Linked DNA regions of Mus musculus: region 1 is linked to region 2. A link is a loop called in an ENCODE intact Hi-C map of the cell type or tissue named here. Cell type or tissue: gastrocnemius. All regions are shown on one strand. Each heading gives the region's core, and the rest is flanking DNA. Links, peaks and the distances in the headings are about the cores only.

Region 1 (16,112 bases), core at 5,747-10,746, 85 kb after region 2:
AGCAATTTTGATAAAAACTGCATGGTACTGGTATAGAGACAGACAAGTAGACCAATGGAATAGAATTGAAGACCCAGAAATGAACCCACACTCCTATGGTCACTTGATCTTCGACAAGGGAGCTTAAACCATCCAGTGGAAGAAAGACAGCATTTTCAACAATTGGTGCTGGCACAACTGGTTTTTATCGTGTAGAAGAATGCGAATCGATCCATACTTATCTCCTTGTACTAAGGTCAAATCTAAGTGGATCAAGGAACTTCACATAAAACCAGAGACACTGAAACTTATAGAGGAGAAAGTGGGGAAAAGCCTTGAAGATATGGGCACAGGGAAAAATTCCTGAACAGAACAGCAATGGCTTGTGCTGTAAGATCGAGAATTGACAAATGGGACCTAATGAAACTCCAAAGTTTCTGCAAGGCAAAAGACACCGTCAGTAAGACAAAAAGCCCACCAACAGATTGGGAAAGGATCTTTACCTATCCTAAATCAGATAGGGGACTAATATCCAACATATATAAAGAACTCAAGAAGGTGGACTTCAGAAAATCAAATAACCCCATTAAAAAATGGGGCTCAGAACTGAACAAAGAATTCTCACCTGAGGAATACCGAATGGCAGAGAAGCACCTGAAAAAATGTTCAACATCCTTAATCATCAGGGAAATGCAAATCAAAACAACCCTGAGATTCCACCTCACACCAGTCAGAATGGCTAAGATCAAAAATTCAGGTGACAGTAGATGCTGGCGTGGATGTGGAGAAAGAGGAACACTCCTCCATTGTTGGTGGGATTGCAGGCTTGTACAACCACTCTGGAAATCAGTCTGGCGGTTCCTCAGAAAATTGGACATAGTACTACCGGAGGATCCAGCAATACCTCTCCTGGGCATATATCCAGAAGATGCCCCAACTGGTAAGAAGGACACATGCTCCACTATGTTCATAGCAGCCTTATTTATAATAGCCAGAAGCTGGAAAGAACCCAGATGCCCCTCAACAGAGGAATGGATACAGAAAATGTGGTACATCTACACAATGGAGTACTACTCAGCTATTAAAAAGAATGAATTTATGAAATTCCTAGCCAAATGGATGGACCTGGAGGGCATCATCCTGAGTGAGGTAACACATTCACAAAGGAACTCACACAATATGTACTCACTGATAAGTGGATATTAGCCCCAAACCTAGGATACCCAAGATATAAGATACAATTTGCTAAACACATGAAACTCAAGGAGAATGAAGACTGAAGTGTGGACACTATGCCTCTCCTTATAATTGGGAACAAAACACCCATGGAAGGAGTTACAGAGACAAAGTTTGGAGCTGAGATGAAAGGATGGACCATGTAGAGACTGCCATATCCAGGGATCCACCCCATAATCAGCATCCAAACGCTGACACCATTGCATACACTAGCAAGATTTTACTGAAAGGACCCTGATGTAGCTGTCTCTTGTGAGACTATGCCGGGGCCTAGCAAACACAGAAGTGGATGCTCACAGTCAGCTAATGGATGGATCACAGGGCTCCCAATGGAGGAGCTAGAGAAAGTACCCAAGGAGCTAAAGAGATCTGCAACCCTATAGGTGGAACAACATTATGAACTAACCAGTACCCCGGAGCTCTTGACTCTAGCTGCATATGTATCAAAAGATGGCCTAGTCTGCCATCACTGCAAAGAGAGGCCCATTGGACTTGCAATCTTTATATGCCCCAGTACAGGGTAACGCCAGGGCCAAAAAGGGGGAGTGGGTGGGTAGGGGAGTTGGGGTGGGTGGGTATGGGGGACTTTTGGTATAGCATTGTAAATGTAAATGAGCTAAATACTTAATAAAAAATGGAAAAAAAAAGAAATGTTTTTGCATGTGTAAGTTCATGCACAGCAATTTCAAGCCTTAGCTATCTAGGCTCTAAGCATTGTTGATACATCCAGTATGATATTTAGGGAGAAAAGAAAGGTTTTTGGTTATCTTTTGGAAGAGAGAAATCTATTGGTAGTTGAGATTGTTCTCATTCCTTTCTATAATGCCAAGTAACATGTGGAGACTGTGGGAAATGCAGGGTAACATAGATACTTGAACACAATTAGGAAGATGAATGTGGATTGTAGAGCAATACAGGTTAAAACTCAAGATCCGAGATCAAGAAACCAGCTGGGGAAAAATCTTTGCTTTATGGGGTTGACAAGAAATATCAGCATAACTAATACAGCATGCTAGAGAAAGTGCAGGCTGCACCAAGGCCCGTTCATGTCCACAGTGCTTATATTCTCACAGCATAAAGAATAACCACCATCCTTAGCACATGTGAGGCATTGGTAATCATGGCAGCCACTTCTTTAATGAGGCTATTATAAATTATTTCGTAGTTTTAGCTTGATTTATATTTAGTTAACATGTTTCTGTGGTAAACTATAGTTTACATGCTTCAAGGAAATGAGAGACAGTTCCTATAAGCCTTCTCAAGATAACAAAAATTTCCTAGGCACATAATAGGGCATTATAAAGGACACTATAAGGTGTGTTTTCTATACTAAAATATCTCATATGCGAATAATTATATGACTATAAAATAAATCCAGAAAATTTTTATTCTTTAGGATAATAATATCCAGCATAATAGAGGCAAGATGGCCACAGCAGAATGTACTTCTGTTTCTTACTCTATTGGTAAGCATATCAAAAAAGGTAAACTAGGTGATATCACAGAATACACTGTGTTATTAATTTTTAAAGCCATTTAATTTATGAGAAGGTCATGGAAAGCCAGTTAAATAAATTAAAGATCGTGGGTATAAGTCAAATAATCAAATATTATTATTTTTAATCCAACTATTCTTTTATGTCTGTAAATATAATTTTATTTAAAAATATTTAACATATCACAGCACAGAAAAGACTTCCTCTCTGAGACATTGTATTGAAAAGCTATAGGCCTTAAAAGAAATCCTGAAAAATTTGAAACAGATAATATTTTCTTTTCTTTTTAATGTTTCATATGGGTACTATAATACCACTACAGGAATGTCTCTTCTTTAGACACATAAATAACAATAATACTTCTATAATAACCACCTTGAGATGAGTTTTTAATTGCTTTGATAGTAGCAATTCCAAAAATATGCTAGCTCTATTTACTTTGAATTTTATTCAGCATATGGGCATAGGAAAGCGTTAGCATTTTCCAATTCTGAGGATGAATGTGTTTAAATGTTAAAATAACTCTGAACAGTTTCATGTTTTTCGTCATGAAGTTTGAGAAGAAATGTAAATACAGAAACTTGTGTCTGCCACTGTTGTTCTTTCTACAAATTTGATCAAGCTAGCAAAGACATGACTACAGTAGATGAATAATTTTGGCTTCCTACGACTACAACCTCAGTTAAACTCATGATGCAAAAGTATTTCTACCATCTCTTCAAAACATTCACACAATGTAGATATGTTTGCCTAAACTTTGCTCATCGGTTTTAAATATCCACTTAATGGAAGGTGAAGACAGTTATATCTGGTAGTGGAATATTAGAAACAAAAAAAACCCTTTTGGTACTGGGTCTCAGTTTATAGAGTCACTTTCTAAGAAAGACAGATGTCATTTGTTTTACAATTAAATTTAGTTTGTAGTGAGACTACTCTGCTGAGGTGCAGAAAACCAATCAAGTAATCGGGGATTTCTTTCCTGTTCTCCCATATACTTCTTTCCCCTCTACGATTTAGCAGTCAGTCTGTCAGGAAGAATAGTCTGGGTTCTTACTTTTCCTGACAATAGAATGTATCCAAGTCATGCCTCAAATGTACTGAACTGCCTCTCTTAGGGACTTGGATTTGCTCTCTTGCTTCAGTATTATACCCCCTTGATGAGTGAGTTTAATGTTTGACATCTTCTTAATTCACTTATGTATGCTAGAACTACTCTACCATTCTTTATCATGTTGGGGACATATTTTGAAAGGGCATCAAGTCAATCTCTTTGTGGACTATGTGACCCTTCCAACTTAATGCTCCATTTGCATTCCCATCCTCAGGCTGAGCTCTACAAATGTCTTCAACAATGAGCTAATGCCTGATAGCTTGGAGTTCAGCTGTTTTAAGTTGAGTCCCCCAAGAACCCCAAAAAGGCCATTTCTTTTAGGGTCTAAAGTTTATACTGGATCTTGAAAAAGTTAGATTTTATGAGAAAGTATTTTAAAAAGTGACTCTAGGGGTCAGAAATCACAGGAGCCAAGAAGGAGAGGCGGTGCAATGAGACACGGGCATGGCTTTTGATTCAAGAACAATGAGGAGACTGGCTTGATTATTTTGTTTTGTTTTGTTTTGTTTTGTTTTGTTTTGTTTTGTTTTGCTTTGTTTTGTTTTGAGATAGGGTTTCTCTGTGTATTCCTGGCTGTCCTGGAACTCACTCTGTGGACCAGGCGGGCTTCAAACTCAGAAATCTGCCTGTCTCTGCCTCCCAAGTATAGTGTTAGCTTCTACTGGGGAATAATGGAATGTAAGGTCTAACACATTGGATGAGACACTTTTGGTTGAATTTTCCTAGGTCAGGGCTGTTTTGTCCTTGTACCATAATGCATTTTCCTCAGATTTTTGACCAAAAACAATTTGTGGGAAGTACAAAGCAGAGAGAACCAGTTCTAAAATTTATTGTTATGGACACCAATGTTGATTTTAGTGTAGTCAATGATGTTTCATTCCCATCATTCCTCTATCATAAATTTTAATGAAGAAAGATGGATTTTCATTTCTCTGATGAACTTGTGAGTCTGTGAGATAATCTTCCCTAGACATCAGGGAGAAAAATTCTGTAAGGGGAGAGCTATAGACTTGTCCATAAATAAACTCCAATCCAAACCAAGACAGGTGAAGAAGAACCAGTCACCAAAAACAGTTCAAAGCCAAATGGAGCAGATGTTCATAATGCTTCTATCTCCACCATGATCTTTTGGAGAATTTTCCTGAGGCAAGGACTATGAAAGTGACAGCCACACATCTGTGGTTTCTTACAGATGTGAATTCAACCTTTATACTGTTTTGTCTCAGCCCAGCACTCATGTCTTGACTCAAGCCATGCTGTACGCAGGGAAAGAAGAGGTTAGAGACCTCTGTGCCTTAACCATTCTCAAATGTAGCTTTAGCCTGGGAATGGCTACTGCTCTCCACCTTTGTAGATGTGCACATGCGTATTCTGCCACATACCAAACCTCCTCAAATAATGCTATGCTTGCCATTGTAATGGCAATATCTTGAACGTGCATGTGTGTGTGTGTGTGTGTGTGTGTGTGTGTGTGTGTGTGTAAGGGATTGAAGGGAATAAGAGAGAGTGAATGAGTATTGTGATCTGAGTATTTTGTGTCCTACTGATATTCATAGGTTGAAACCTAATTCTTTATGCAATGGTATTATAGATTGAATTTTAAATAAGTCTCCATGGTATGGAATTAGTCATGGTTCTAGGAAACAGACTGATAGGATGAATGTGTGTGTGTGTGTGTGTGTGTGTGTGTGTGTGTACAGTATATATAAAAAAATTATTAAATCATTGTACTCTGAAACATGACAACAGTTGTCTCACACTCGAGTGGCTGAGAACCAGTTGTTGCTTCCGGTCTCAAGGCTGGGTGCCTCAGCCATCAGACTTAACATTGTGGAATAGCTGTCTCACACCAGAACAGCCATGAACCCTGTAGTTGCCCAGTCCCTGAGGATGTGTGACTCAGCAGTTCAAATCTGGCCCTGAGAACCTGTAGGGTTTCTAGAAGCTTTTGTTCTTCAGTCCACAGTGGAACCCTGGAGATGCTGTTTCTGGTATCAACGGAGAAATCAGCTACAACAACGGAGGAAATCAACTCAAAGGCAAGAGGAAAGACCATGAGTACATCCTCCATCTGCCTTGCCCTGTAGTCTGGGCTGCTTCTAGAAGGTGCACTACACATTTGGGGTGTGCCTTTTCACATCAGTTAAGGTAGTCAGGATAGTCCCTCAATTGAGGCTCTCTATTGAAATAATTAGGTCTTGTAGCAAGTTGATGTTAAAATCAATTGTCACAGGCCTCATGAATGGTATTTGAAACTTTATAAAAAGGGATCCTGGCCATCATTGAAAAACCAACACGCAGCCTCCCCACCTCTAAGTCCACAACGTAACCGTGGCTTGATTTTAAACTTCAGCTTCCAGAACTGTGAGGAACTTCTGCTGTTTGTAAGCTATCCAGTTTATGACACTTTGCTTTAGTAGCTCTAATGGACAAGCAGTGGAAGAGGGTATGAGGGTGGGACACAAAGAGGGAATAATTGAGAAAATTAAGCCAGCCACAAGTGTGTGTAACAAAGAAAAGTAATGAAAATGGCTAGTACTAGACAGGATGTAGTGTAGCTGTTCCCCGATGCACTGAGGATAAGATTATAATCAAGACACCTTGAATATGCAATGTGAACCTTAAACATATCAGTACTGACGTTTCTGTGGGTTTTGAAAGAAATCTCACATAAAGACAAATTTATGCACCAAAATGTTCATTGAAAGATTATTTCTAATAAACACCGAGACAGAAATATCCAAGAATTATGGATGGGGTACGAACAGTTGCTAAAATATACCTATATGTAATGGAAATTACGTATCTATTAAATGTGATGTTTACAAATAGTATTTAATTACAAGAGTAGCAATTCTGATCACTATACTTAAGAAACTGTATTTTAAAGTTAAATGTGAAATATGATTTTAGCTATGTAAAAAACATGCATTAAAATATAGGGATTTTGTCAGGATGAAAGCAGTGGTGGGTGATTCTTTTCTCACCTTCTCATACTAATGTCAACACATTTTCAGCCTGTGAGCCTCTTCAAGAGGTATTTTCTATAGCATCATTCTTAATGAAAAAAAAAATACTACTCTAATAGATGGTGATAATTGAACCGTGTATGTCACAATATAAAGTCTTACTTCCCATTGACCCAATCTATTACTTCACAAATTGTCTCTTTAGAAAATATTGCAAGTTCATGTTATGATATCTGTTCTACCTGTTTAAAGACTATTTTAGAAATAAACCAACAGAGGCCAGGAGAGATGACTCAGTCATTCCAAGAACTTGCTGCTCTTCCAGAGGTCCTGGCTTCCATTCTCAGTACCCACATCAGGTAGTTCAAAACCACCTGTAACTCCACTTTCAGAGAGTCCAATGCTCCCTTCTGAATACCAATACTTATGTGGCACATATCCACAGACTCAGACACTCACACAAGCATACACACACGCATGAGCACACACACACACACACACTATACACACAAAGATAATAAACAAACAAATAGCTGCAGAAATGATGATATGGCCTAGAGTATGGTTTCCAGGGTAAAATCTGTACCTGGAACCAACAACATCAGCACCACTTAGAAACTTACTAGTGATACATATCTTCAAGTCCTTTCAGAGACCTGCCTAATCACATGCTCTGGAGAACTGACTGCACTATCTGAAATTTAAAATATCCTGTTGATTCAGATTCACAAGCAAGTTCAGGACGTTCTGGCCAAGAGCAGGGGTAAGATAAATACCAGAGTCCAAAGACTAAACCTGCCCACATATTATCTGTGTGTTTTTGAACCATCATAGTAATAGATAGTTTTGATAAACACAGTAAGTCTCATAGAATGTAAACATTTACTAATTGACTACATAAAATATTTGCAAACCCTTATTCTATAGAATGGAGGATCCTTTAGGTTATGTGTTTCCTTACCATTGGAGATACAAAGAATATCTTGAGAATTTACACTTTGACCAGTGCAATTTGATGAAGTGTCTGTGAAATTGAAGTTCAATTAAATATATTAGTGGGAGTTTCACTAATGATGAAATTTTGTAGGGAATATATGTTGACTATTCTTATGTACTCATCGTATTTCAGAAACAAACATTAAATAAAACTATTCTTATAAATGAAAATGGATCACAGAGAGTTCGTTTATCTTGCACTGAGACAAAATAAATCTAAAGGGTTCCACCTGCTGGCAGAAATAAAAAATTACTCTAACATAAAATCTACATTTAAAAGATTGTCTGGTTTAACAGAAATGATAATTTTGGAACTTTAAATAATAAAAAAGACAAGTATGCGGTCCATTTGTTTTTTAAAAAACAGCAATTTTAAAGAAAGAATAATCCGGCATTAACTAGGGAAGCAGATAACCCGGCCTGATCAGAGGCACAAGTCCCTTCCGGTCCACTCCAGCACCGGGATGCCTTGCCTGCGGAGTCTCCGGACACCCGCAAGGACGCACACAGGATCCCCCTCGGGATCCTAAGACCTCTGGTGAGTGGAACACAGCGTCTGCTCCAATCCAATCGCGGGACCTGAGACTGCATTAACTAGGGAAGCAGCTAACCCAGCCTGATCAGGGGCACAAATCCCTTCCGGTCCTCCCCAGCACTGGGGTGCCTTGCCTACAGAGTCTCTGGACACCCGCAAGGACCCACCAGGATCCCCCTCCGAATCCTAAGACCTCTGGTGAGTGGAACACAGCATCTGCTCCAATCCAATCGCACAGGACCTCAAACTGCATTAACTAGGGAAACAGATAACCAGGCCTGATCAGGGGCATAAGTCCCTTCTGGTCCACTCCAGCACCGGGGTTCCTTGCGCGCAGAGTTTCCGGACATCCCCAAGGTCCTCACAGGTCCCTCCACGGAATCTTAAGACCTCTGGTGAGTGGAACACAACCTCTTCCAGGAGGGAGGTTGGAACACCAGATATCTGGGTATCTTCCCTGCAAGAAGAGAGCTTGCCTGCAGAGAATACTCTGACCACTGAAGCTAAGGAGAGAGCTAATCTCCCAGGTCTGCTGATAGAGGCTAACAGAGTCACCTGAGGAACAAGCTCTAACCAGAGACAACTATAACAACTACCTTCAGAGATTACCAGATGGCGAAAGGCAAACGTCAGAATCCTAACAGAAATCAAGACCACTCACCATCATCAGAATGCAGCACTCCCGCCCCACCTAGTCCTGGGCACCCCAACACACCTGAAAAGCAAGACCCGGATTTAAAAGCATATCTCATGATGATGGTAGAGGACATCAAGAAAGATTTTAATAACTCACTTAAAGAAATACAGCAGAACAGAGCTAAACAGTTAGAAGACCTTAAAGAGGAAACACAAAAACTCCTTAAATAATTGCAGGAAAACACGAACAAACAGGTGATGGAATTGAATAAAACCATCCAAGACATAAAAAGGGAAGTAGACACAATAAAGAAAACCCAAAGTGAGGCAACGCTGGGGATAGAAATCCTAGGGAAGAAATCTGGAACCATAGATGCAAGCATCAGCAACAGAATACAAGAGATGGAAGAGAGAATCTCAGGTGCAGAAGATTCCATAGAGAACATCGGCACAACAATCAAAGAAAATACAAAACACAAAAAGATCCTAAATCAAAACATCCAGGAAATCAAGGGCACGATGAGAAGACCAAACCTACAGATAATAGGAGTGGATGAGAATGAAGATTTTCAAATTAAAGGGCCAGCAAATATCTTCAACAAAATTATAGAAGAAAACTTCCCGAACCTAAAGAATGACGTGCCCATGAACATACAAGAAGCCTACAGAACTCCAAATAGACTGGACCAGAAAAGAAATTCCTCCAGACACATAATAATCAGAACAACAAATGCACTAAACAAAGATAGAATATTAAAAGCAGTAAGGGAGAAAGGTCAAGTAACATATAAAGGAAGGCCTATCAGAATTACACCAGACTTTTCACCAGAGACTATGAAAGCCAGAAGAGCCTGGACAGATGTTATACAGACACTAAGAGAACACAAATTCCAGCCCAGGCTACTATACCCGGCCAAACTCTCAATTACCATAGATGGAGAAACTAAAGTATTCCACGACAAAACCAAATTCACACATTATCTTTCCATGAATCCAGCCCTTCAAAGGATAATAACAGAAAAAAACCAATACAAGGACAGAAATCACGCCCTAGAAAAAGCAAGAAAGTAATCCCTCAACAAATCAAAAAGAAGACAGACACAAGAACAGAATGCCAACTCTAACAACAAAAATAAAAGGAAACAACAATCACTTTAACTTAATATCTCTTAATATCAATGGACTCAAATCCCCAATAAAAAGACATAGACTAACAGACTGGCTACACAAACAGGACCCAACATTCTGCTGCTTACAGGAAACCCATCTCAGGGAAAAAGACAGACACTACCTCAGAGTGAAAGGCTGGAAAACAATTTTCCAAGCAAATCGTCTGAAGAAACAAACTGGAGGAGCCATTCTAATATCGAATAAAATCAAATTCCAACCCAAAGTTATCAAAAAGGACAAGGAGGGACACTTCATACTCATCAAAGGTAAAATCCTCCAAGAGGAACTCTAAATTCTGAATATCTATGCTCCAAATGCAAGGGCAGCCACATTCATTAAAGACACTTTCGTAAAGCTCAAAGCACACATTGCACCTCACACAATAATAGTGGGAGACTTCAACACACCACTTTCATCAATGGACAGATCGTGGAAACAAACTAAACAAGGACACAGTGAAACCAACAGAACTTATGAAACAAATGGACTTAACAGATATCTACAGAACATTTTATCCTAAAAAAATGGATATACCTTCTTCTCAGCACCTCATGATACCTTCTCCAAAATTGACCATATAATTGGTCACAAAACAGGCCTCAACATATACAAAAATATTGAAATTGCCCCATGCATCCTATCAGATCATCATGGACTAAGGCTGATCTTCAATAACAACATAAATATGTGAAGCCAACATTCATGTGGAAACTGAACAACACTCTTCTCAATGATACCTTGGTCAAGGAAGGAATAAAAAAGGAAATTAAAGACTTTTTAGAGTTTAATGAAAATGAAGCCACAACATACCCAAACCTATGGGACACAATGAAAGCATTTCTAAGAAGGGAACTCATAGCTCTGAGTGCCTCCAAGAAGAAACTGGAGAGAACACACACTAGCAGTTTGACAACACATCTAAAAGCTCTAGAAAAAAAGGAAGAAAATTCACCTAAGAGGAGTAGACAGCAGGAAATTATCAAACTCAGGGGTGAAATCAACCAAGTGGAAACAAGAAGAACTATTCAAAGAATTAACCAAACGAGGAGTTGGTTCTTTGAGAAAATCAACAAGATAGATAAACCCTTAGCTAGACTCACTAGAGGGCACAGGGACAGAATCCTAATTAACAAAAAGAGAAATGAAAAGGGAGACATAACAACAGATCCTGAAGAAATCCAAAACACCATCAGATCCTTCTACAAAAGGCTATACTCAACAAAACTGGAAAACCTGGACGAAATGGACAAATTTCTAGACAGATACCAGGTACCAAAGTTAAATCACGATCAAGTTAATGATCTAAACAGTCCCATATTCCCTAAAGAAATAGAAGCAGTCATTAATAGTCTCCCAGCCAAAAAAAGCCCAGGACCATATGGCTTTAGTGCAGATTTCTACCAGACCTTCAAAGAAGATCTAATTCCAGTCCTGCACAAACTATTCCACAAAATAGAAGTAGAAGGTACTCTACCCAACTCATTTTATGAAGCCACAATTACTCTGATACCTAAACGACAGAAAGACCAAACAAAGATAGAGAACTTCAGACCAATTTCCCTTATGAATATCGATGCAAAAATACTCAATAAAATTCTCGCTAACCGAATCCAAGAACACATTAAAGCAATCATCCATCCTGACCAAGTAGGTTTTATTCCAAGGATGCAGGGATGGTTTAATATATGGAAATCCATCAATGTAATTCATTATATAAACAAACTCAAAGACAAAAACCACATGATGATCTCATTAGATGCGGAGAAAGCATTTGACAAGATCCAACACCCATTCATGATAAAAGTCTTAGAAAGATCAGGAATTCAATGTCCATACCTAACCATGATAAAAACAATCTACAGCAAACAAGTAGCCAACATCAAGGTAAATGGTGAGAAGCTGGAAGCAATCCCACTAAAATCAGGGACTAGACAAGGCTGCCCACTTTCTCCCTACCTCTTCAGCATAGTACTTGAAGTCCTAGCCAGAGCAATTCGACAACAAAAGGAGATCAAGGGGATACAAATTGGAAAAGATGAAGTCAAAATATCACTTTTTGCAGATGATATGATAGTATATATAAGTGACCCTAAAAATTCCACCAGAGAACTCCTAAGCCTGATAAACAGCTTCAATGAAGTAGCTGGATACAAAATTAACTCACACAAGTCAATGGCCTTTCTGTACACAAAGGATAAACAGGCTGAGAAAGAAATTAGGGCAACAATACCCTTCTCAATAGTCACAAATAATATAAAATACCTTGGCGTGACTCTAACTAAGAAAGTGAAAGATCTGTATGATAAGAACTTCAAGTCTCTGAAGAAAGAAATTAAAGAAGATCTCAGAAGATGGAAAGATCTCCCATGTTCATGGATTGGCAGGATCAACATTGTAAAAATGGTTATCTTGCCAAAAGCAATCTACAGATTCAATGCAATCCACATCAAAATTCCAACTCAATTCTTCAACGAATTAGAAGGAGCAATGTGCAAATTCATCTGGAATAACAAAAAACCTAGATTAGCAAAAACTCTTCTCAAGGATAAAACAACCTCCGGTGTAATCACCATGCCTGACCTAAAGCTTTACTACAGAGCAATTGTGATAAAAACTGCATGGTACTGGTATAGCAACAGACAAGTAGACCAATGGAATAGAATTGAAGACCCAGAGATGAACCCACACACCTATGGTCACTTGATCTTCAACAAGGGAGCTAAAACCATCCAGTGGAAGAAAGACAGCATTTTCAACAAATGGTGCTGGCACAACTGGTGGTTATCATGTAGAAGAATGTGAATTGATCCATTCCTATCTCCTTGTACTAAGGTCAAATCTAAGTGGATCAAGGAGCTCCACATAAAACCAAAGACACTGAAACTTATAGAGGAGAAAGTGGGGAAAAGCCTCGAAGATATGGGCACAGAGGAAAAATTCCTGAATAGAACAGCAATGGCTTGTGCTGTAAGATTTAGAATTGACAAATGGGACCTCATGAAACTCCAAAGCTTCTGCAAGGCAAAAGACACCGTCAATAAGACAAAAAGGCCACCAACAGATTGGGAAAGGATCTTTACCTATCCTAAATCAGATAGGGGACTAATATCTAATATATATAAAGAACTCAAGAAGGTGGACTCCAGAAAATCAAACAACCCCATTAAAAATGGGGCTCAGAGCTAAACAAAGAATTCTCACCTGAGGAATACCGAATGGCTGAGAAAGCACCTGAAAAAATGCTCAGCATCCTTAATCATCAGAGAAATGCAAATCAAAACAACCCTGAGATTCCATCTCACACCAGTCAGAATGGCTAAGATCATCAAAAATTCAGGTGACAGCAGATGCTGGCGAGGATGTGGAGCAAGAGGAAAACTCCTTCATTGTTGGTGGGATTGCAAGCTTGTACAACCACTCTGGAAATCAGTCTGGTGGTTCCTCAGAATATTGGACATAGTACTACCGGAGGATCCCGCAATACCTCTCCTGGGCACATATCCAAAAGATGTCCCAACCGGTAAGAAGTACACATGCTCCACTATGTTCATAGCAGCCTTATTTATAATAGTCAGGAGCTGGAAAGAACCCAGATGCCCCTCAACAGAGGAATGGATACAAAAAAATGTGGTACATTTACACAATGGAGTACTACTAAGCTATTAAAAAGAATGAATTTATGAAATTCCTAGGCCAATGGTTGGACCTGGAGGGCATCATCTTGAGTGAGGTAACACAATCACAAAAGAACTCAAATGATATGTACTCACTGATAAGTGGATAATGGCCCAGAATCTTAGTATACCTGAGCTATAAGAGACAATTTGTAAAACATATGACACTGAAGAAGAATGAAGACCAAAGTGTGGACACTTTGCCCCTTCTTAGAATTGGAAAAAATCACCCATGGAAGGAATTACAGAGACAAAGTTTGGAGCTGAGACAAAAGGATGGACCATCTAGAAACTGCCATATCCACGGATCCATCCCATAATTAGCCTCCAAACGATGACACCTTTGCATACACTAGCAAACTTTTGCTGAAAGGACCCTGATATATCTGTCTCTTGTGAGACTATGCCGGGGCCTAGCAAACACAGAAGTGGATGCTCACAGTCAGCTATTGGATGGATCACAGGGCCCCCAATGGAGGAGCTAGAGAAAGTAACCAAGGAGCTAAAGAGATCTGCAACCCTGTAGGTGCAGCAACATTCTGAACTAACCAGTACCCCGGAGCTCTTGACTCTAGCTGCATATGTATCAAAAGATGGCCTAGTCGGCCATCACTGGAAAGAGAGGCTCATTGGACAAGCAAACTTTATATGCCCCAGTACAGGGGAACTCCAGGGCCAAAAAGTAGGAATGGGCTGGTAGGGGAGTGTGGGGGAGGGTATGGGGGACTTTTGGGATAGCATTGGAAATGTAATTGAGGAAAATACATATTAAAAATATATATAAAATAAAATTAAAAAAAAATAAAGAATAATCCATTTCATGGAATATGGAAACAAAATCATAGGTGTAGTTCATACAAAACAAACATTGATTTGTTAGACTAAAGTTTATGAACATATTGGCTACATATTTCCTAAGAACCAAGATAATTCATCACTAATTAAGATATTTTGAAACTATATATAAATAATTCTGTCATACAATTCAGATTGTATGGCATGATAAGTTCTTAAACTTTTGTGTCTTAAATTTAAAACGCCATAAAATTATGTTATGAAATTATAAGAAACACATTTAATGGTAATTTTACTTTTTAAATAGGAAGAATAGAGTCTTTCCTGAAGAATTTTAATTCAGTATATAAAGGTGCATTTTATTTCTTGGAAATAAAAATAATCCTAAATGGTATGTAAGTGGTCATCTGCACACAGAGAAGCAAGATTGGCAAACCAGATACAAATGTAATCCTTTTTCAAAATTAGTGAAGTATAATTTTTGTACCTTAAATATATCCATTCAAAGTAGACCATTCAATGACCTTTATTAAGCTTAGAGAATTGTGCAATTAATGGCTATAGCCCATTTTAGAATATATGAACCATCTCCTGTTCCCACTTGCAGTGTTTTAATCAGTATGTCCAGCCATAGAAAATAATTAGTATTCAGTTTAAAACTGTACCTTTATGGATATTCAACAGGAATAAAAATACAGAATATATAGCCTTTAAGGTATGATGCCTCTACATAGCCTATACTTTGACTTTATCCTAATTGTAGCATGTAGTAGTAGTTTTCTCCCTGGTTGCTAAGCAATTTTCCTTTTGTAGATAGATCATATTTTTATTTAAATTTACTTTTAATGAATAAATAGCATTTACACACGCACACACACACATATATGGGGCAAGTCGATGTTTTGGTACATGTTTCCATTGTGAAATGATCAAATCAGGAAATTTAACATACCTATCATCTGAAACATTATAATTTTTGTGATAAAGATATTTAGTATCCTCTTTTATAGCTATTTTGAAATTTACAGTGCATTGCTAATTATAGACCTCTTCATAGCAGTACAACACCAGACTTATTCACTTCTAAAATTTAGTTGTATTCACTTTATCTTACATGTCAATGTTTTGCACCATGTATGTTCTTGGTACCTACAGAGGTAAAAAGAGGGTATTAGATTCCCTAGAAATAGAGTTCTTGATGTTTGTAAACTACAGTGTAGGTTCCAGAAATAAAACCTGAGTCCTCTGCAAGATGCCCTCAACTGCTAAGCTATGTCTCCACCCCCCAACTTATTCTTTATACACTTGGATAATACTTCATTCTCCCTGCTCCTCTAACTCCTTTTGGTAACGACTATTTTGCTATCTATAAGTTTGGACACTTTTATCTACCACAGATGAGAACAAATGTCACATGTTTTTTGTGTGTGTGCTGGGCTTCTTTGACTTAACATAGTAATCTTCAGATTCACTCACTTCATATTGGCAAATGATGACATTTCTTTTTCTCAGGCT
Region 2 (16,112 bases), core at 5,879-10,878:
CAGTGGTGATAATTCACCTTCATGACATGGTAGGCGTTCCCTCGTGCTCCTGGAACTCTGGCTCCTGCTTAAGTTACCGCCCCAACAGCCCCCACAAGAGAAGCATGGTCAGTAGTTACATAGGCAATGGCCCAAGCTTCTGACCTTCAGGCTAAACTCCTCCCCAGTTATCTAGCAACAGTGAAGACCATAAAAAGGGCTGTTCAGCCCCACTTCCCCCTCTTACTGCTTACTCTCTTGTCTCCCTCTTACCCCTCACTGTCACCCTCTCTCCCCTTCCTTTGTCTTCTCTCCTCTCTCCTCTCTCTTTGTCTCCTCTCCTCTCCTCTCTCCCTCTTACTCTTTCTCTCTAGCCTTTCTCCCCCCCCTCCTACCTTCTCTCTTTCCCCCTGCATTTCTATAAAGCTCTTAAACCATAGAGAGTCTCTGCTCCATCAAGATGCGCTGCGCACTCTGGTCAGTGTTGGGAACCTCTTCCCTTATCTGTCTCTCTTATAACCCCGGGAATTTAGCAAGGTAGCTCTGGTCCCCAGGCAGGGGTGCCCCTTGGCCACCCCCTGAAGAGTGGGAAAGAGGCAAGTCTACCCAGAGATGAGTGGAAAGGGTAGGAAGCAGCCCTCCCACACCTGACTGACCAGAGAATAGGGAAACTCTGGCTGGGAGTGGGCCTTTTCTCCCCACCTTCCCCCGGGCCCCCTTTTTTTAGTTCCCAACAAGGTACTACTTTGTAAATAAGAAAAAGGAAGTACAGCTAATCTAAGTAACTTGCAGAAAGTTACACAACTTATAAATTTCAGAGGAAGGGTTAATAGCTGGGTCCAAACACCATAAACACAATGCTAATTTCCTGCCTCAATTACCGAGACTTTCGAAGACAACCCATAAAGGATTGTCATAGAAGATTTCATAAAGGATTCATAAGGGGTTACAAGACATAAAACTCCTTTGTGCCTCACAGATCCTGTATGTTGTTTCTGACATGAGTTAGGGAATAAAAGAGCAAAGAGAAGCTGTAGAGAATACTTTCACTCAGTGCTAAGCCAAAATTCTGGCAAAATCTAAACTATAAACAGAACGGACCCACGATTCTTTGAAGAAATTATTCTTCATTCCGGCAGCTTCTCAGAAATTTCATTCAAAAGCAGCTAAAGATTTTTATATGCTTCACTGATATAATCATACTTCACCTTTAGCTTTTATCAATATTGGCAAATTCATATGTGCCACTTTTTGTCTGTATTTTAGTGCTAATTAAAATGTTTCAGCACTAGGGAGATGGATCAGGGAGGCAAATGTTTCCTGTGAAAGCACAAAGACCTGAGTGCAAGTTCCCAAAACACACGATAAAAAAATCTGTCATGAGCCTTAATCTCAGCCTTAGCAGAGAGGAACACAGAGACAGGAGGATCCCTCAAGTTATTATGCTGAACATCTGAGCTTCAGATTCAGTGAGGAAGCCCTATCTCAAAGGAAAACTGGAAAGCAAGTAAAGAAAGATATGCTGTTTTGAACCTGGATTTCACACTTACACATACATGTACATACACATATACATGTCTGCAAACATACTTGCATGACTACACACACACACACAGAGGATATTTCACATATTTATTTGAAGCATACAGCAACACTACTAGTAAGAATATGGGTGAAATACATGTGTAAGCATTTCAAACTAAGAATAGACAAGGTAATAATAAAATAATTAAAATAAAAACAACTACCAAAGCATTATCAGACTTATTTACTCTTTATCACAACCAAGATATAGAAATAATATGAACCTTGAAAGAGTAATAAATTCTTTTTCAACAATAGATTATATTAAATGAATTTAAAAGATGTATAAGACAATATCCATTTCAGTAACCTAGAGTTGGAGCTTAAAAGACACTGAACTACTAAAATATCATTGTTGGTTTTTCATCAAGTTAATCAAGAAGTCTTATATAACGCTAAGAAGTAAGAGTCTTCTTTAATGAATACCATCATGAATTCTTATGTGTTCAATACTTAACCATCATGAATTCATAAGCATAACCAAAAATTATTAGTAAAGTTTCCAGACAATCACTTCTATTTCTATGATTGATCATCGATAAACTGATGCGCTATAATTTGCAAATGTGGGATCCACGTCAGTGGCAGTGAAGTCAATCTGCACGTTCCTGCCCCTAGGAATTCAGGTGCTGAACCGATAGACGACAACACTGGAGAGGGAGCTTTAGGACATAATTATGATTAGCTGAGATCATGGTGTCAGTGTCATCAAGAGTGGGAACTGTGCCTTACAAAAGAAATCCCAAAGAGCTAGTTTGTTCACTTCTGGCATGAGAGCAGACAAGAGAATTCAGCAGTCTCCAAAATGGAAGAGGGCCCTCTTTGGAACCTGCCAACGCTAGCTACAGCCTTAGATTTTCAGCCTCCAAAACTGTAACAAATAAATTTTTGTTGCTTGTAAGTGACTCATAGATGGTCGTCTGTTCTATGGACAGGCTATTTTGAATGTCCATTACTAGACATTCAAAATAGCCTGTCCATAGTTTCACAGATGTTATGTACCGTAATCAGCCTCAAATCTACCCTGGGCCACCACAAACAAGTAAAATCATTTTGTAACGTAGGAAGCCATAAAGTTAACATGTAAACAGGCGTCTCTCCATGTTGAAACACATAGCTAGTAGAAAATATGATGGGAGAGAAGACACTTCATAGGACTTTAAGTATATAAAAAGCTAAGTAAATGAGTTAAGAGAAAAACATAAGACTATATAAGAAACTTAATAACAAATGTTTAAATCTCTATGTCAAAGACCATAGAATAGTTAAAAGACACAAAAGTTATTAAATATATGGGAGGAAACTCAGCTTCTGCATAAGAGATGGTACTCCCATAAAGATAATCATTGTGCCTGTGTCAAGTCAGGGACATCTAAAATTACATGAGAATTTTCACAAGGTATTTTTGTTTTTCTTTTATACAAGTTCTTCTGGCTGATTATAGTGTTTATTTGGAATAACAACTGATCAAGAAAACTGAACAAGAAGAGTAATGAGGGAATTGGAGAAGGGAATGAACACCTTAAATATTAAAACATATTATAAAGCCATAGTAATTTACAATTATGAGAAAACAGCACACAACAAACTTAGGACAGAAAACCTAGAAATGTACCTGATTCTATGACAAATTTTACCATAAGATACCATGTAAGCACTAGAAAACAAAACAAAAAACTAAGTCTTTACATAATGAGAAATAGGAAAACTTACTAATTGTACATCTCTGTGATAAGATCCAAAAATTCAACTTATCAGTATTACCAGAACTGTTTTGTGAGATGATCGCCATTCTCAGAATTCAATAGAAAGTAAATCTTAAAACTGTCAGAAAAGCAAAGATGTCACAGTTGTTGGTAGAAGCAATTTTAACACTTCCTCTTCCTATTGTTTTTAAATCCCAAGCAAAAATACTATAATAAAAAAAAAAAAAAACTCCACACCTTCTGTGACTATAACTTAGTTGAAAATCAACTACAGTACATCTCAATTTAGATCCAAACTTTTTCTTAAATTTCAAAACAATGTTTATATTTTTTATTAGGTATTTTCTTCATTTACATTTCCAGTGCTATCCCAAAAGTCCCCCATACCCTACCCCACCCACTCCCCTACCCACCCACTCCCACTTCTTGGCCCTGGCGTTCCCCTATACTGAGGCATATAAAGTTTGCAACGACCAATGGGCCTCTCTTTCCACTGATGGCCGACTAGGCCATCTTCTGATACATATGCAGCTAGAGACACGAGCTCCGGGGTATAGCTCTATCTATAATTTATATTATAAACTATATATGTGATTCCTAAGGTCCACGGGGCAGAGCCCCTTAAATGCATTTATATTAGCTTATCATTAAAAGTAATAATAAATGCAGATGCATTCTAAATCTCTGTTAATACTCATTTTCATACACTATTGTGAAGAAATACCCTAGTGCTTAAGACATCTGGGTTTAAGCCAGTCTATCATCGCTGGCGGCGTAGTATTGGAGTGCATTTTGAGACAGCATCTTTGCTTACCTTGAAATACCATACTTTACAAAAAAAAGCAATAAGCCTCTAACATTTGTAAAGATTATGTTTAGGAAGAAAAACACTGGGCATTTAGTATCTTTTTAAATAAACACTTCGAAAAGAATCATACATATGACTAAAACCAATTATCCCACCACCAAGTGGCAGGAGGGTATCTGTATCTCTGGGTCCTATAGATCCTATAGATGCCATCTATAGAATGGAGAGGTAACAGTCTACAAAACTACATATTGTCCTCACAAGTGGCTTCTGGAAAAGGGTGTATGGTTTGGTTTGGTTTTTGTTTTTATGAGATGTTAAACTGGTAAGGTGGCAAAAGACAACACAGCCTTACTACACAGTGGCACTGCCTTACAAATGAAAACCTGCACTATTCCTTATGATCAGGGTTTCACCCATTTATTTGGTTAATCATTCAAATGGCTAAACAGACCTCTAATTTGAAAATAAAACCAATTGATGCAATCACAAACAAGTTCTAAAATTGCGGTTTATAAAAATTGAAATCTTGTTCTAAGCCAAAACACACACACAGTTACCTTTTCCTAATCAGAGCATTCATTTCTCCTCATTATGATCTCACAAGCACATTAAAATCTTATTAACATTAATTACTTCTGAGCGCCTATGCATGAGCAGTGACAGTCGTGAGCTTGCGCGTGTCTGGATCATATCTACATTTATATACCTTACTGCACTTTGCTTATAAAACATGTGAAAATATTTCTGCTAACACCAATTAGCTAATTCCTCCCTCCCTCTCTCTCTCTCTCTCTCTCTCTCTCTCTCTCTCTCTCTCTCTCTCTCTCTCTCACACACACACACACACACACACACACACACACACACACACAAGGGGGGGGGGAGAACTGCTGTTTCACTGAACAGCCTATCAGGGATCAGCAAACATATGGACAAACGGACAAGGAAGAAATAGAAACACCTTGGATGTGAGAACTAAAATTCATCATATTTGGGCTTAATTCTTGAGGTAAAGTCAAACTCAGAGAACAAAACAACGAAAGGAAATAAAATCACATAAACTGATAAAGCTACAGAAACTAATAGTTTCTCGGCCCAGAAACTATTGAGTGGGATGGGGATGGCAATAAAGCAAAAGTTAGAAGAAAAAAGCAACAGACTTGGGAGCCAGAGGTAACCATTCCGTACATGTGCCCATATGGACATGCACCTCACACATCTGCCCATGTAAACAAACTTATCATTTGAACAAAACAACAGAGATTCTGCCTATAAAATATGAACAAAAACCTACTATACCTTAGGCTCAAAAAGTCATCACAAGCAAATAAAATTTTTATGTAATACAAATGACCTGTGATCCTATGTATATGATAAACACTATTTACAAGAGCCACCCAACTCTACCCGAGAACCTCAATCAAATGCAGAAAGCTGGGCCACTACAGACATCAAACAACAAAGAACCATTTTGCTTAGCACTGTCTTCTCAGCATCCAAATATGTTATCATCTACACATACACTCCATCCACTACTGCCCTCCTCTTCCTCCATCCTGTGTCATCAGGAAGAGTCACTAGGACTGCATCTCTGATTATCACAACTACATCTACATTTCTGTGTTTGCCCCATCTGCCTATCTTCTCTCTCTTCTCCTCACAGCCTATACTTCATTAGTGAATCCAAAGTCCACTCAAAGACCATTTATCTAGAGCTACATTTTCTAACCTGAGTGTCAGTACCATTTTTAACTCCTTGATGCTGCTGACAACTATTATCCCAAATCCTGCATTGCTTTCACAAAGGAAATATTTCAGAATTCCTTATATAACATGTAAAGCATCAGCAAAAAGAGTTCATTTTTAGTTCAGAATAAAATTTTGAGTGAGAAAAATTCTGTCTGCTTTGGTCACAATACTTATTATTTGTTGAAATAAGAAAACAATAAAGCTTAATTTTAAGAATTTTAACCATTGATTATAGGTATTAAATTGAGAACATCTGACTAAGAATGAAACAGAGAAAGGGAGAGATCATAAGACAGTCAACCACCTAGCACAATTAATGCTCAAGTTGATTTCAGCAGTTATAGTTTAATTCTGTAATTCCAATTTTCTACCTATTGTTCAGCAGTCTCATAGCCTAGCATGAATAAACACCCTATAGCAGCACATGTGTACCCACTCCAGATGTGCTATGTCAGAAATATCTAAGTACTGTTCTTGCCCAGTATAATGCACATTAGCAAAGAAATGGAAAGGAACAGATATCTTGCTCCTTATAAAGTAGTATTTAAAATGTATATTAGTATCAATGTAGAGTTGAAATTTTTATAAAGAGCATGCTAAATTTTATTAAAGTTGAGTTATTCAACATGCTTATAACTGAAAAAAAAAAAAAGCAGTGACCATTCTCTGGGAAATCTAAAACATACCAATAAAAAGACTGTTAACCAGTGAAGTGTTTAAGTATTCAGTATAAATTCAATAATAGTAAAGTAAAAGCAAGTGCAATAAAATAATATTGAAAATGAACAAAAGTTATTTCAAGTGAATGCCAATATCATATCTAAAGGTTGAAATCAGCACCCTTATGAAGTTTATATGAGTTTCATACAGGCAACAGCATCTGTCACAGTGCTACTAACTACCTGCACAGATTCAAATTTAGCCAGATTTATAAGGCAGCACCAAGAGCTCCCAAACAACAAATAAATAAACCTACAGAACCAACATTCAAAAGTCTGAAAATATTATAAAAAAATTAATGGTTGTCATTATTACACAATAGTACTTTATATTTCAAAAGCATTTATATTTAACGAATGATTAAACATTAGTTTATAAGTCATCAATAGCCAAGTAAAATAAGGAACTTAAAAAAAAAGTATTAGCCAAGTGAATCACAGAAGAAATATCTTATGAGAAATATCTAAGTTTATAGACTACTAACAAAGAAACTTATTTAAAAATCAATTTATATTAGCACTTTTTGGGAACATCTTGCATCACCCCCTTAAAGATCACAGGGAAAAGAGGCAGCACAGAAATAATGTTGAATTATCAGCTATCAAAAGTACCATGGTTAAATTTTCAGTTCACTATTTTACTCAGAGCTTCCCGGCAACCCACTGACATATGACCAAGACCGACTAGCAGAAAGTGACAAAAAAAAAAATGTTGAGGCTTCGAACCCACCTTCCCTCTCATACAGGCCACATCACAAACTAGAGATTAGGTGGCCAAATTTTAACATCAAAGGTGCACTTGGCATTTGAACCAGACCTAAGAATAAAAACCATGGTCTTTATTGTCCAATAAAGCTAATAAGCTGAGGCTTACTTAACTCTTTCCTGGCTTTTTGGATCTTCTCAAGGATTACTGAAATTGGAGGCTACATATGAAAGGACAGTTCATCATTTCCAAACAAACGATCCTCATCCAGATTGCCCTCCAATCCGTGAAATCTGAGATGCCTCAGGATTCTTCTTTGTGAAAGCCTTACAAATATATCCAAAGATGGTGAGTCCCATATGGCTCTGATAAATGAAACCCGTTATTGTGAATTTCAGGCTCTTCTTTACAACAAAACACTATTGGGTGAATTTGGTGCTCATGAAATAAAGCACTAATTGCGTGGCCTAACAACACTGAATCCTCTGCCTAGCAGACATTTCAAGTTGTGCCAAATTGGTTTTGGGATGTGAACACATATCCTGGAGCCAGACTAGCTCACATGCACTCACTACTCCCTGGAAGGAAGTTGGGCACTCTTGGAAACTACATTAACTCTTTCAGGACACCCGGGAACCTGACTATCATGAAGAGAAAGGCCCTTTCAAGACAAAAACAAGTCGTTCTGCACAATGTGAAGCCCCAGTAAGAGAGGTAAAAACAGCAAAATCTGACTGAGGCTTAAGTATCCACATTACGTATTAGACAGCATCTGGACCCCAATAGATGCTTTCTCAAATGTATCTTGAAAGTGCTATTCCTTTTCTCCTATGTATGCATAATTTCTAAGACATTAATAAGAGTTGTGTGCACTCCTGAGACAAGAATTCATTTTAAGCTTAATATGCCACATTTGCCTCAGGCCAAGCGATAAGAAACTTTTGTTTCTTTGGTAACCACTTTCACCTTATTATAACAAGAAACTCCTTTAGTGTTTTTAGCCACATGAAATGTAATTTCCAAACAAGAATCTTTTTCTATGGTCTTTGTATCCTGGCTCACAGAGATGCCCACAAACCTGGAGCTGCATATTTAAATGGCAATTAACCAAATCTCTCCCTCTCATGCAAATCTATGTTCATAATTTTAAAAACAGGATAAGGAAAATTTTGAACTGCTACCTCTTTTTTTATGTCCTAAATAACTTGTTGGGGATCAGTACTTATTTTTCTAGAGAATTTTAACTAAATAATTAATTTGTAGTAGATAAGAGCATATTTATCTGTCCCCAAGAATATCCAAACTGCACCACCTATAATTTTAGAGTTTGTAGGCTAAGGCTACTGTCTCCTTAAGGCGGTCAACTTCATCTTTTATTTTGAAAACTTGATAAAGATGAAGTCTAGATGAGAACTGTGGGAAATACGTAGAATCCTTGGAAGATGTCATTTAGTTACTTTAGCTCCTTCTGGCTTAAGCATTCTCCATTTCTTACAGAACCACACTTAACTTCCTGCCAATTGGTGTGAATTTAAATGGGAGGTGAGAAGCCTGTGCTCCGCTTCTAACAAAGCCGCAGGCCCTCACCACTGGCCTCCTCAGGCCACTGAGACTGACTGACTCCATAGCTGAGATATGAAAACACAAACTTGTCAGCAGGCCCTACCTATAAGGAAACTAGGTGCTATTGGCAAATAGGACACATTTGTGAATCAAATGTATGGCTGTTTTTGAACTCAATTAATTTCAATTCTTAGAATAGAATCCAAGGCTCTGATGGCTGTGGGTATGTCAATATGAGAACCATCTACCTGATCTGCATTCATGTTTGGTAACAACTCAAACATTCACTAACCAAAGTTTAGAGGACTGGAAACTCTACTGCAGTGTGTGCAAACCATGTTGAATATGATGACATTCCCTCTGAGTTCTTCTATGCAGTTACTGGGTTAGCTTCCGGTGACCAAGTCAAACTCAGGTTGTGGTTTCAGTTGGCACAGAGAAACCAGTAAGGCGGCATTATAAGGAAAAGTGAAGCTACTGCCCACACACTGCACCATCCACAGATTTTCTATTTACTGTAACAGTGAGAAGCTGACTAATAGATATGACCTCAACAGGTAAGATGGGAACCAAGGTGAAATTTTCCCACAAGGCTCAAGCAGAGGAGATATCTAAGGAAGTTATAAACCTTTCAAAGACTAAAGTTCTAATTAATGTATCTACTCTAATTCCATGTAATATGATTATGAAGCTGTTTTTAAAACCTTGTATGTTCACTACAATTTCCATATTTAGAGCTCTGCCATGAGCACAATCTCTACTTATTCGACACCATGTCTATTTCTAACCCCATGATTGTTACATATATGGTCTGAATAAAAGATACACATGCTTAAAAGGATGCACACTGGCCTTACAGATCAGCTTGTTCTAAACATCCTTCATGCTCAAAATTTACCTGACAGTCTACCTAAGCCTGAAACTATCACGAAAATAATTTTCAGATATTACAGCAACAGCAAGAAAAGAGGAGGGAGGAAACAGGCTGCAGAGATGTTAGAGTTTCTTCATCAATAGAGGCACCAAGCCAGGCAATGTTCTCACTGAAGAAATAGCTCCAGTACAAGTCTCAACCCTGAAAACACATGTGTAGCTGTAACTAGTCATTTTACCCATGCAGGCTTCTCCTTCCTAACCTGCAAAGCAAGGCTAACCAGTTGCTTCCCATATGCCTATACTGGCTAGATGTTTTCACGTTTTACTCCGAGCCAAAACCTCATCTACATAATACCAGTCACACCTTCCCCTCCCCATTGAGTTTTCTGACTTTCTGTGTTTGCAAAGACATAAAATTAGCTGTCAAAATTGAACATGCCCAGTAGCCAGGACACACGCTGGCCTCAAGATCGGGAAGGAGTGAGTTATGTCAAAGTGCTTATTTGGCCCCAACAGGGTCACTGTTGGTATACTACCTCCCACTACTAGCTCCTGTGGAATTTTCCTCAGAAAAATGGAGAACTGTTTTAAGATAGACATGCCCTTTAAGCTGGTCTCAAATCAAAATAAATTTAGGATATTCAAAGAGCCTACAGAATTTTCCCTGTGGAGCTTAAATAAATTACTGACAAAATTTTCCATTTCATACTCCCTTACTAAATTTGACTTTCTACAAAATCATGTTTTAATTTCTATATTTGAAAAAAGAGTAGGTAAACTTCTTAATTTTAAGATCTACCCTTCATTCTTCCCAAGATGACCACCTAAAAGAGTGTAATTTGGGAAAAGGTCACTCTTAGAATTTCAAATGTAATCCAAATCCCCAAAATTGAAGTTCTTCTAAAGAAAGGATTACATTCTCCTGTTACTACATCTGGATACATACATACATACATACATACATACATACATGTTTAATATATGAATTAAGTTGTCATCAAAACTTTCCCAAACTATATATGTATCTTGATTTATAAGATCATGGTTATTTTCAAACATAGATGACACAGACCATAGTTTCTTTACACTGTGACTACTCGACATGCATTAGAAATAAACTTATATCCTACAAAGCTTATTAGCACTTTGTGACTTGTGGTTAACAAATGTGACACCTTTTGATTCTGGGGTATACTATGATTGTAAAGAGTACACTTAAAGTCACTGATAATATAGTAAGAGAACTAACTTTGCTATCAATGTTAGACTGAATCCGTATTTAACCTAAGCTCTGCCCCTTACTAAATATGCAATCATGTATGAGTCACTTAACCATTACAAGCCTAGTTTTCTTCTCTTGTAGGAAATACCTCATAATCCCATAAGTAAAGCTACTTAAGAATTCAATGACTATAGTTAGAAGAACTATGTAGGCTCCTTTTGATTGTTGGTATTTTATTTCTACCTCCATCCAGAAATCATTTTCAATGGAAAAGTAAGAATTTCTTTCCATTAACATGATTTAATTAATAACTATTATATCAAGTGGCTCACACACATTTATGCCTCCCAAAATTAGATACTACCACTTAACATAATGAGAATTTGATAAAGGTTCATTAGATTTGGGGAAAATAATATAATGTAGTGAAAAAAACACAGACCCTGAATCTCAACTTTGGTGTACACAGCTGTCAACTAATGTCACAATGGATTCTACACAGGGGTTTTCATCTGAAGCACAGACAGACTATCACTGTACATGCAGACTTGTAGGTAAAGATAAATTAAGTAACCTGTGTGAAAAACAAAAAGTATTGTCCTTCTTCCGTAAGTTTTGGTTATAAGACAAGACTAAACTTTTAATATATGGCAGTACTGACTAGCCTTTCACATGTAAAATACAGCTGTATTTACTTAAGGAATCATATGATTGATGAAGTTGAATTTGGATGCAAGGATAAACATATTGTAACATTAGACCTTAAAAAAATAAAAAGCAGTCATTCTCACAGTTTGCAATAAAAACTGATGGAGTAGCTTTTATAAGATACATGTGACTTTGGAATCCATGCATATGAAAACTCACTTGCTGATTGTGATACATCTGAGACTATATGTAGATGACATAAAAGTCAACTAATATTTTCTCAATTGATTGGACCAGCTACAATGCAGGATTCCTGAGTTTCATTGACCAATTACTGGTGATGGAGCTTGGATAACTAAAATTTAAGAAATACTGTAAGGTGATTATTATGCACCCTGATGCTTAAAAACCAATGAACTATATGGTATAATAATTAAATGTTTGAAAACATTTCCCATAACAATTGCTTACTTTTTAAAAATTAGCTTCTATACTTAATAAATATGATCAAAAGCAACTTGTGAACACTAAGTATAAAAAGTTATTTAAAGACAGTAGATGTAGTCTTGTTTTACATTTACTAGTTATTAAGGCAAAATACAGAAAATTTCGAAAACATCTCTAAAGAGTCTGCTGCCACAGAGGAGCATTCTAAGTAATGCCCCAGATTTGAATGTTCTTAAGCTGTGTGTGTTGCTCTGACTTGGACTTTATTATCGTTCCTTCTTTAGTTACAGCAGTAATTGCAGGGACACTCCTTAGTATTTGTACACTGTTTTTACTACTCGTGAAAGCTTTACAGACATGAACTCACTCGTTTAATCCTCACAATAACTCTATAAGAGTTTATAGGAAAGGTAACATCTACTATTGCTTTTTAAAAATTATAAAGGCAAACTTAAAAAGTTAAGTGAATTATCCAATCCTAAGTTTATTTGTGTTTTCAGTGATATGTGGACTTAAAACTCAAGCATAAGTTCCATACAAAAACATGTGAAACTTAAACCTTAACTCTGACTTTAACAAGTTATGAATAAAGTTTAAAATAGCATGAAATAATATGTAGGTGGCAAGTAGTTGCTCTTTAAAAATATTCTACTTATTTTATAGCTTAAAAGAGAAAGATGGTGGTAGCCCAATCAACCAAACTAAATATTTAATAAAATGCAAAATCTTACGGTGCCTCTCTCTTATAATTCCCATGCCCACTTTAAATGTAACCCTGTAAGAAGAGCTTTCTCTTCTGAGTCATGAGATAACAGGTAATATTTTCAACAATGAGTAATTTAACTTTTAGCTATAGTAGTAATTCAAAAACTGAGATGTCAAAGGTACAAAAATAATGTAAACACAAGAGCAGGCCTTCCAAAACTCATGAGTTGACACCCTTCAGATCAGCCGGATCAGTCCAATTCTTTTATGCACTGATGTAGGAGGGCCAAGTATCTCATTCACATTAGCACAAGAATTTTGTTGTGAAGCTGAAATTAGAAACCGAGCATTGACTACTGCACAGCCAACCATAACACACACACAAACAGAAAATGTCATTTTAATAAGGAGCACTCACAAAAAGGGACCTATCATGACTGCCCTCCAAAAGACCCAACAAGCAGCTGAAAGAGTCAGAGGTAGATAGTTGCACCCAACCAATGGACAGAAGCAGCTGACCCATTGTTGAATTAGAGAAGGCTGGAAGAAGGTGAAGAAAAGGGTGATCCTGTAGGAGGACCAGCAGTCTCAATTAATCTGGACCCCCGAGATCTCTCAGATACTGGACCACCAAACAGGCAGCATACACCAGCTGATATGAGGCCCCCAACATACATACAGTAGAGGACTGCCCGGTCTGTGTTCGTTCAAAGATGATGCACCTAACCCTCAAGAGACTGGAGGCCCCAGGAAGTTTAGAGATCAGGTGGGGTGGGGTGGTGGGGACATCCACGTGGAGACAGGTGGGTGGGGAGGAGGTGTGGGAAGTGGAACAGTTAGAGGGTGGATGGGGGGAATAAAATATGGAGTGTAAAAAAATAAATTAATTAAAAAAAGAAGAAAAACTAAATATATACATATATATATACATACATATATACATAATATATATACACACACATATATATATGTGTATATATATGTGTGTGTGTGTGTGTGTGTGTGTATAGTATCAAAGAGAAAGTTAGAGAGGATTGTTTGAAAAGGAGCTAAGTCAAAAGGTGTTCTTCCAAGAGAAATTCTTTGAAAACCATTTAAATCTTGGAGAGAGAAGGATAAAGTAAGTGTGTATATGTGTGTGTGTGTGTGTGTTGTGTATTATGTGTGTGTGCAAAATAAATAAATGTGTCATAAGCTGCCCAGTATAAGTATTCATGTGAACCTCAAGTGACTTGAGTGAGTATTCTGAGTACCATAGAAGGTTCCAGAATGACAGACAGTCATACATAAGTCTCATCCTCCAGCCCAGGGCTTACACAGCCTATATGCTCAGAAACAATGACAAGTGAATGTGAGAAGTGGTATTACAAGGGATGCATAGAAAAGTTCCCATCAGAATTCAAAAGAAGAAATAGCTTGGTGTCTGATGTGCTTAGTTTCAGTTTTATAAGCGGTAAGAACTGGGTGAAAATCTCTTGTCTTCTCCATCTCTAACTCTAAGTTAAATACATCCCTCCCTGAACTCAGCATTTTAAAATTTTCAATACTAGTATGAGAGAGGGAAATACACAGATCCTAATATTTTCTTGAGAATTAAGAATTCTCGAACACACTAAAACACTTCATACGTATTTTTGTAACATTAATGCAAAACCAAGGCTTAGAACAAATTGCAAATATTTTTCTGAATGTCCAGTTGTTTCCTTTTCACTGGCTCATGCATTAGTTACTCTCATAGCAACAGGGACACAAGGTGGCACTGTCGTGCTGACATTCATTCCAGGCCCTTTCTAAATGGACAAATTTGAAAGAGGCAAGAGGGGCTATTGTGGCAGTTAAAACCAGAGTTGTGATGCTGGCCTCCCAGGTCTGCCAGGACTTACAGGGGCTAAGGAAAAACAAATCTTTTTGAATTTCATGAAAATCACATTATGATTTTATAGAAGACAGTGTATTCTCTGATGGCATCGCCTAAATATCATGTCTGTGTTCATAAAATGTTCAAAGGCATCCAGTTCAGCTTTGCCAGTAGAAACTCAGAAGTGAGCGGTGTACCACGGATAAGCTGTGGACACGGACCACCTCTCCATCTAGTGGCCAGTGGGAAAGAGGAGCCATGGAAGCTAGGCTGCACTCCACTCACTTAAAACTTACTTAAAACTGTCTTTTCTCAGACGACCCGCAGGCAATTAAGTCCTTCAGTCTGTCAAAAAAATAATTTTTGGTTTATTGCAATTATTGAGTCATTAAATATGACCAATAATATATCGTGATATTTACTTAACCCTGATCCCACCACCTCAAAGTTAAAGTGCTGTGCTCTCTCAGACCAGAAGCTCTTTCTACTCTTCCACCATTGCAAACCCAAACTTCCTCCATCCACTTTTAGCTTATAAACAGAAACTATGAACAGAGAGAGCTACAAATAAAGCTACCTAAAACAAAAATCACACTGCTGAAGACTTAAAAAATAGAATCAGATAAGTTTTACTGTTTTACTGTCAAAGAAAAAAAAAATCCTGCAAAACAGAGATTGTGACTTATTTAAAAATCACAGTCAAAAGAAACAAGGCCTCCAGATTTAGCCACTTAAAACCCTTTCTTGCATTAATTAATACCACCTGATTCCAGAGGAAGAACTTTGTAGCAGACTGTAGGGTTTTTCTCAACATACCAGAAAAAAAAAAATAGTTTTTAAACTTTTGTTCATATGTTTCATGGCCAACTGATAGAACAAAACTATTGAGTGTAGGTACTGAAGTATCTATATCTTCATATTGGTGGGTATGCTGAGAATGTAAGAGTATAATTTTTTCTTAAAAGGAAAGAATTATCTGGATCTACTCAACATTTGCAAAGCAAGCACCAAATGGGCAGGATGCACTGAAGAATGGGCTATTACAACCTGGATTCGGGAAGCTTTTATGTAAAACAAAACCTGAATCCATTTTGTCTGATGGAAAGTTGAGAGGGTATTTTGGTTGCTGTTTTATATAAAATTATTTGGCTTTGTTTTAAGAGAAAACACACACAAACTTGGTAGATCAGTTCACCCACGTTAATTCCGCTTACGGTGCTGCTTTGGTGACTGCTTTGTTAGGAAGACTTCTTACAGAACAAATATGAAGATCTATCTGCTCAGAGCTCAAACCCCAAGGATTCAAGGACAGCAAGAGGCCTGATACTGAGAGTCCCACTCGTGTGAGACGCTTTGACTCTGCTATAACCTCGCAGAAGTGGCACCATTAGCATCTGAATCGGGATGAACAGAGTAGTTAGATCTATTGGCTTTAGCAGGATGAAAACGGAAGCTGTAGGAATGGGTCAAATAGCTTTTTCCTAAGTTGGGCACAAAGTATTTTTCTTTCACCAACTCCTCCCATTCTCAGTATTACTT

Evidence for each region. A loop is a pair of places that touch in the nucleus more often than their neighbours do. Peaks named below come from ENCODE experiments on the same cell type or tissue, not always from the same donor. Only the 100,000 strongest peaks of a DNase experiment are listed, where the experiment ranks them.
Region 1: it touches region 2 in a loop (3-fold over the local background); 20 of 42 quality-filtered maps call a loop at or near these places.

Annotation. Positions count from the first base shown.
Region 1 is chr16:42,828,034-42,844,145 of GRCm38, reverse strand. The region is part of intron 1 of 4932412D23Rik (RIKEN cDNA 4932412D23 gene); the gene reads left to right. Among named protein-coding and RNA genes, the nearest start is that of 4932412D23Rik, 39 kb to the left of the region's middle. In gastrocnemius, for the core only: a CTCF peak has its summit at 8,023 (motif pointing left); no DNase peak of the experiment used is centred there.
Region 2 is chr16:42,913,302-42,929,413 of GRCm38, reverse strand. All of the region lies in intron 1 of Zbtb20 (zinc finger and BTB domain containing 20), which reads right to left. Among named protein-coding and RNA genes, the nearest start is that of Gm19522, 9.3 kb to the right of the region's middle. In gastrocnemius, for the core only: no CTCF peak of the experiment used is centred there; a DNase peak (open chromatin) is centred at 7,801; H3K27ac peaks cover 1,163 bases.